Regions from separate parts of the Homo sapiens genome. Here region 1 is linked to region 2. The links are chromatin loops, found by intact Hi-C in ENCODE. Cell type or tissue: OCI-LY7. All regions are shown on one strand. Each heading gives the region's core, and the rest is flanking DNA. Links, peaks and the distances in the headings are about the cores only.

Region 1 (2,894 bases), core at 89-2,588, 70 kb after region 2:
GCCTAAGAAGGTGACATTGATGCCGTCTCCCACCTCCCCAGGTTGGAAGTGAGCCATCAGAGCCTCTGGAGCCGTGCTTGTGAACTCCCTGGATGCAGGTGGAGGCCCTGGGCTGACCAATGGCTAAGGGTTGGAGCTGAATTGCCAGCCTCTCACTTGGCATGGAAGATGGCAGTCTCCTCCCCTTAAGCAGCCCCAAAGGTTGGCAGAGGGGAGAGCAGAAGGGGGAGCTGCACAAGGCCAAGATCAAAGCCACTCCCTTGCTTGGGGAGCACCCTTTTTCTTCCATGGGGCTGAGTCCAGGGCCCTGTGGCCATACTGAATGTTGAGAAGGAGGCAGCATCTCCCCAGGAGCTCTCCTGTTTCACCTTCCTCCCACCTCCTTCCCTTCTCCGCCATCTCCCCAGTTGGGGAACTACTGTGCCAAGTCCCTTCCCTCTGGTCTAGCCTGCTGCCTCTGTGGCCACTTTACTTTACTTGGCTCAGGAATCACCAAAGAGAGGGGGTCAAGGCCTAGAGGGGACCTGGGCCCTGGAAGAGAGGACAGAACCAGAAAGGAAGGCTGGGGTTGGGACCAGAGAGGACAGGGCTCAAGGGAGGATGGAGGCTGGGACAGGAGAGGCACACGGGAAAAACCTGAGCCCAGATGGCCCTTTGGCTGGGCTCTCCAGAGTCTCTCCTGGGCCCTTGGAATCTGCTGCCCAAACTGGGGGAGACTCTGAGACCAGAGGGCCAGATGGGGCTGATTCAAGACACGGGCTCTACATCAGCTGGGAGGAAATGCCCCTGTCTGGTCCACCTGCAGCTCTACGCTTCACCCCTCTCAGGAGGTTAACTTTCACATCAGCAACTTGGGTGTCAGGTTCCGGCTCTAGGCCAGCAGGCCTCAGCCCCTCTCACCTCCAACCTCTTCTCCCAGGAAGGTTTTTCTGGGGACCCAGAGCTTCAGGCTGCAGGAAGGTGTTGCCTGGCCCTTGCCTTAGATTATTGAGTGTCAAAGGAGCCCTGACTCCAGGTCCGCTTTTCCCCCTGCACACTGCCAAGGCTGCCTTCCACCCTGGGCCTCTCTGGAGGCTGCTCAGTGCTCTTCCCGACTCCCAGGCCTTCCCGCCCAAGCTCCACAGCCCCCACAGCAGGATGGGGAGGGGACTTCTCCTCGTCAGGAAGGCCCTGGGCTAAGCTCACCATCCCCACCCTGTCTCCGCACCACTTCCTTTTTCCTCCATCTTGCCTGCAGGGATTGTAAACCCTGGTGGTCAGAAGCTTTGGGCCTATAGGGTCAGCCTCTCACCCTGGGGATCCGTAGGGGAACTCCAATCCCCTTCAGTTCAGCTTCCTCCCTGCAGGACCCATTCCAAGGAGCCTAGCTCTGGCTCCTGAGGTGACCCCAGCCCAGAAGTCCCATTCCCCTCTACCCCAACCCCCAGAATGGCAGGAGGAGCAGGGCAGTCTGGGAGTGACAGGTTCGGAAAGAGTCTGGGGTGGGGGAATTCGGCGATTGGGCTGTAACCGTCTTGTTTTGCTTGCCCCACAAACCTGCACGTCCGGGACGTCCGCTGCGCCCTCCCAGGCGCGTTCAGGTTATAGAACTGCTCTCAGAATGACAGGCTGGTGGCACCCGGCTGGGGCGGGGGGTGGGGAGGTGAAGGGGGGAGCCCCAGGCAAGGGGGAGCTGGAGGGTTAAAAATAGCAGCAGCCTTGTTTCGGTTAGCAAATGTGGAGGCGGGGAGCTGGAGGCGGGGCGGGCGGCGGACGATGTTTGCCCGCAGCGCAGGGCTGTGCTTCCCCTGGGTCCCGGGAGTGAGTCACGGCGGAGACGCTGAGGAGGTGCTGGCGCAGCACCCCACCCCCACCGGGCGAGGGGCTGAGCGCAGGCCTCGCCCCCCAGATTCCAGCGCTGAAGGAGGTGTGACTCTCCCTTCCAGGCAGCCGGGGCCGCCTTGAGAGTGAGCCAGGGGCATCGTGTGATAATAGGGAAGAAATGTGCCATTCTGACGCCAGAGATCTGGGTTTGAATCTTAGTCGAAAGGTGTGGGATCTTGAGTAAGGATGCTGATGGCTCTGAGACTCGATTTCCTAGTTTCAAGTGGGGCTTTTCTCTGTGCCCCACTTAGTGCTTAAAGCACTCTACAGATGTTAATTATCGCCTTAGACCCTACTGTATATATGGCAAAGCCTGGCAGGAGAGCTTCCTGTAAGGACGCAGAGGGAGGAATGGGATGGCCTTGGCTGAGTCTCGGTTTCTCCTGCAAGTGTGATTATGGGCACATTTTGCTCTGTGCCTCCACTTCTTCATCTGTAATGTGAAAATAATTACAGTTTCAACTTTATGGAGTTGCTATGAAGATTAAAGGAGATAATGTAAATAAAGTTAGCTCTGTGCCTGGTATGAAGTCAGGGCTCACTGAATATTCATCATCATTATTAATGTTATTGTTCATATTTTTTGAAGGTCAGGGATAGGGAATGTTGCAGACACGAAGAACAGAAACTGGGCCTAGCCCCAGTTCACAGAAAAAACCAGGCCAAATCCCTGTTCCAGATTCCTCCACCCATCGCGGCCTGGAACAGCCAGAGAGCTGTAGCCAGAAGTCATAGGGTGGACCCCTGCTTCTCTTGTTCACTCCCTCTCCCAGCCTCTCCCAGTGAGGCAGGGCGAGGAGGGACCCCAGGGCCTTGAAGCCAGCTGGCCCTGGAGAGGGGCTGCTGTGCCAGCTTGGGGAGGGTCTGGGATGGGGCTGCCCCTGATGGCCCTGATGTGGAGTACCTTGCCAGCATCTGCTGGGGTGAACTTTATTTTAGCCCTTCCCTTGTTGCTCTTATGAAGAACAGAGGAGGGGTGGGCAGGTCAGTGATGTCAGCAGTGAGTATTCCCAGCACAGCGGCTCTGGAAG
Region 2 (2,894 bases), core at 186-2,685:
GCAGTGGGATGTTCTGTGTACTCAGAACATGAATTGCTGGTGGGGTGGGCGTGTGACGTGGCAGAGGGCAGGTATTAAGCAGTTTTTCCACCTGTCCTCCTTTCCACCTTATGTCTTTGCCCCACTTTCCTATAGGCTTGCACTTGGACTTAGAGGCTGAATCTAGGATATCTCTCCTAAAAGGACCGTCCACTATTGGAAAGTCGAGTGAGGAGGAGAGGCCCATCTATTGAATGGGATTTTCCCAGATGAGAGGGGCTGGGTGACAGAAAGTGGATGGAACCTGGCTGAGGCCTGCCATCCCTTGGCCTGGGGATCCTTGGAAGGAAAAGAACAATCCCCAGGTTCTTCCCTCATGACCTGGGGATTGTTCTCTGCATTGCTCCTGACTTAGTGGAAGTGAAAGGTGTCCACGGCTTAGGGTTGCAGAAATGACTCAGAGCTAAGCTACCTAGATTCAAATCCAGCTCCAAAGACAATCACCTTCCCTGCGCCTCAGTTTCCACCCCTAAGATAGGGGCAATAAAGTACCCACTGGAGGAGGCTCTTATGAGAGTGAAGTGAGTGAGGACACAGGAAAACCATGGAGCAGGGCCCAGTGCGGAGCAGTAGGCATCTGCTCTGATGATTGTCATTGCAAAAGGACCCAGTTGGGCACTACAATCAGCCTGTCCTCATTTGGCCCCAGGAACCACCACTTGCCTAGCTGTGGGACCCTGGGTAAGTCACTCAGAGTGCTCTGAAATTTGGCTTTGCTACAAGTAGGACTGCTCCCTGCCTCACAGAACTGTTGTGAGGGCTAAATGAAATAATGTATGCAGAGCTTAGCAGGCCTGGCATGTAGTAAATACTCCGGAAACATTTTTTTTAAGTTCCAGGGTGGTTGTCTATCTGGATGTCACCTCTGACCTCTGAAAACCACAGGGATTGAGGATAGGAAAGCAGTGCTCCTTTCTGCATCCACCCGGTCCCCACCTCACCTTCCTGAGCACCAGGAAAGGAGCCTGAGGAATCAATAAGGCCAGAGGAGGAACCCTGCAGAGCGTGGTCAGCTGGGAAGGACTTGGGCAGTAGGAGCAGAGGGGGCAAAGGAGGGCCTGGGTTGGGGGTACGTGGCAGCATGCCTGTCCTCAGCAGACACCTCCCACTGCCCATGCTTCTTGTGGGGGTGGGCCAGCCCAGCTTAGGTTATCTTGGCTCATTGTCCACTAGTGTTTTCCTCAGATGCTCCCTGGGAGCTGGCAGTACTGGAGGGGGTGGCAAGTGGCCTCAGTCGGCTCACAGTTCTAGGACCGGGCCCAGGTCTTGGAAGCCCCTTGAGCTCTCCCCCTTCCCTGCTTAGGCCACTGGAAGACAGAGGTCTCCAAAGAAAGACAAAAGCTGGGGTCTAGACATACCCCATCTGGGGTCTGACTTAAAGGCCTTTGCCAGGGTCACCTCCTGTTGGCATCAGAGAAGGAAAGAAGTGTGTGTTTGTGTGTTTGTGTGTGTGTGTGTCTGTCTGTTTGTCTATGTCTGCAGGTGGACAAGTAGGGCCGGGTGTGAGTGGAAGTGGAAAGGATACTATTCTGCCCATCCCTCCTTGCTGGCCCCCCAGCCAGCTGCTAAGATCCAGAGTCTGGGCAGCAGAGTCAACCCTACTGCAGCTGGGGGTGTTGAGCATGTCTGGGGAAGAGCTAAAAGTGGCAGAAAACATCCTGTTTGAAAGCAATGCTTTGCTGTATTTAACCCCTGCAACACCTGCTCCGCCTACACCCGGTCTCCACAGACAGGAGATCTCAGACACCTGCCTTTGAAGCTGTCCCAAGAGGCCAAGGCTGTGGGCTGCCATCCAAGCCTGCCCCATTCCCAGCTCCTGTGCGGCACCTCCTCTGCCCTGCCTGGGGCAGCCGTCTTCCCGCTCTTAGCAGCAGGACACATGGCCCAGTTGCTCTGCTTCCTGAGCTGCCTACAATCTGGAGATGGAGGGGGTAGTGAGAGTGTGGGTCTCCCTAACGAAAAGGCCCTTCCTCCCTCCTGACACCCTGGGCTGTGAGAGGAGAAGGAGTGCCTAGGCGGGAGGCTGTTTCCTTCTGCCTGGGGCTGGTTGCCGCCACCGCTTCCCACTGCTCCTGCTACTCCCTGCCTCGAGGGAGGGCCATCCTGGCTGCTGCCCAGCCGCCACCCCCACACCCCTGCCAGCGATGACATGGCATGCCTGCTCCCAACAAGCCACTTCTGTTTGCAGTCACTGATCTGGGGACTAAAGTCCCTGGAAAGAGCCTCTCGTGCCCACTTCCTTAGAGACTGGGGAGGCGGTCAGCGCTCCGCCTTAGATAAAAGGTTTCCCCTTCTTCATTTCAGAAGCCTTTGGGTCTGAAGTGTCTGTGAGACCTCACAGAAGAGCACCCCTGGGCTCCACTTACCTGCCCCCTGCTCCTTCAGGTAGGTGTTTCCTCATCAGCCGCAACTTCCCTGGCTTTCTGTTTTCAAGGGGCGGGGTGGGGGGGAGGGGCATAAGAAGGTGGTGGGCAGGGGAAGGAAGGGATACCACCCAGGATTTTGCAAGGTGGGTCCCGGGCCAGCAGAGTCTGCAACTGAGATGCATGAGTGTGTGGGGTGCGGGTGGGAGTTCAGAGAAGGGCTCAGGAGATGGGGCTTGCTGGCTCCAGCCACGACCCTGGCTGGGCTCTCCTGTGCGTCTGATGTTTCCTATCCAGCCCCCATCTCCTCTTTCTCTTTGCTGCCTTCTTTAGTCTCTGCCTGTCATTCCTGGGACTTTCAGCTCTCAAGCCACAGAGGCTTGGACATCTCCACATGTGGACTCTGGTCCTGGGCGCTGGCTTCTTGATAGCAGCAAATAACCTCAAGCAGGGTTGGGTCTTCTGTCAGCTCCCCTGAAATGGTCTCATTCA

The links. Hi-C counts contacts between places; a loop is a spot of excess contacts. Peaks named below come from ENCODE experiments on the same cell type or tissue, not always from the same donor. Only the 100,000 strongest peaks of a DNase experiment are listed, where the experiment ranks them.
Region 1: a loop joins it to region 2, with 3 times the contacts of the local background. A loop is called at or near these places in 2 of 110 quality-filtered maps.

Annotation. Positions count from the first base shown.
Region 1 is chr12:47,811,942-47,814,835 of GRCh38, reverse strand. The region is part of intron 1 of HDAC7 (histone deacetylase 7); the gene reads left to right. Among named protein-coding and RNA genes, the nearest start is that of HDAC7, 6.5 kb to the left of the region's middle. RefSeq lists enhancers at 905-984, 995-1,044 and a silencer at 1,625-1,814. In OCI-LY7, for the core only: a CTCF peak has its summit at 1,450; DNase peaks (open chromatin) are centred at 805 and 1,645; H3K4me3 peaks cover 2,500 bases; H3K27ac peaks cover 2,500 bases.
Region 2 is chr12:47,882,224-47,885,117 of GRCh38, reverse strand. VDR (vitamin D receptor) reads left to right here. Exons shown (of 10, transcript NM_000376.3): 2 at 2,344-2,424. Among named protein-coding and RNA genes, the nearest start is that of VDR, 21 kb to the left of the region's middle. RefSeq lists enhancers at 1,198-1,387, 1,818-1,927, 2,065-2,577. In OCI-LY7, for the core only: no CTCF peak of the experiment used is centred there; DNase peaks (open chromatin) are centred at 1,707 and 2,297; H3K4me3 peaks cover 1,774 bases; H3K27ac peaks cover 1,895 bases.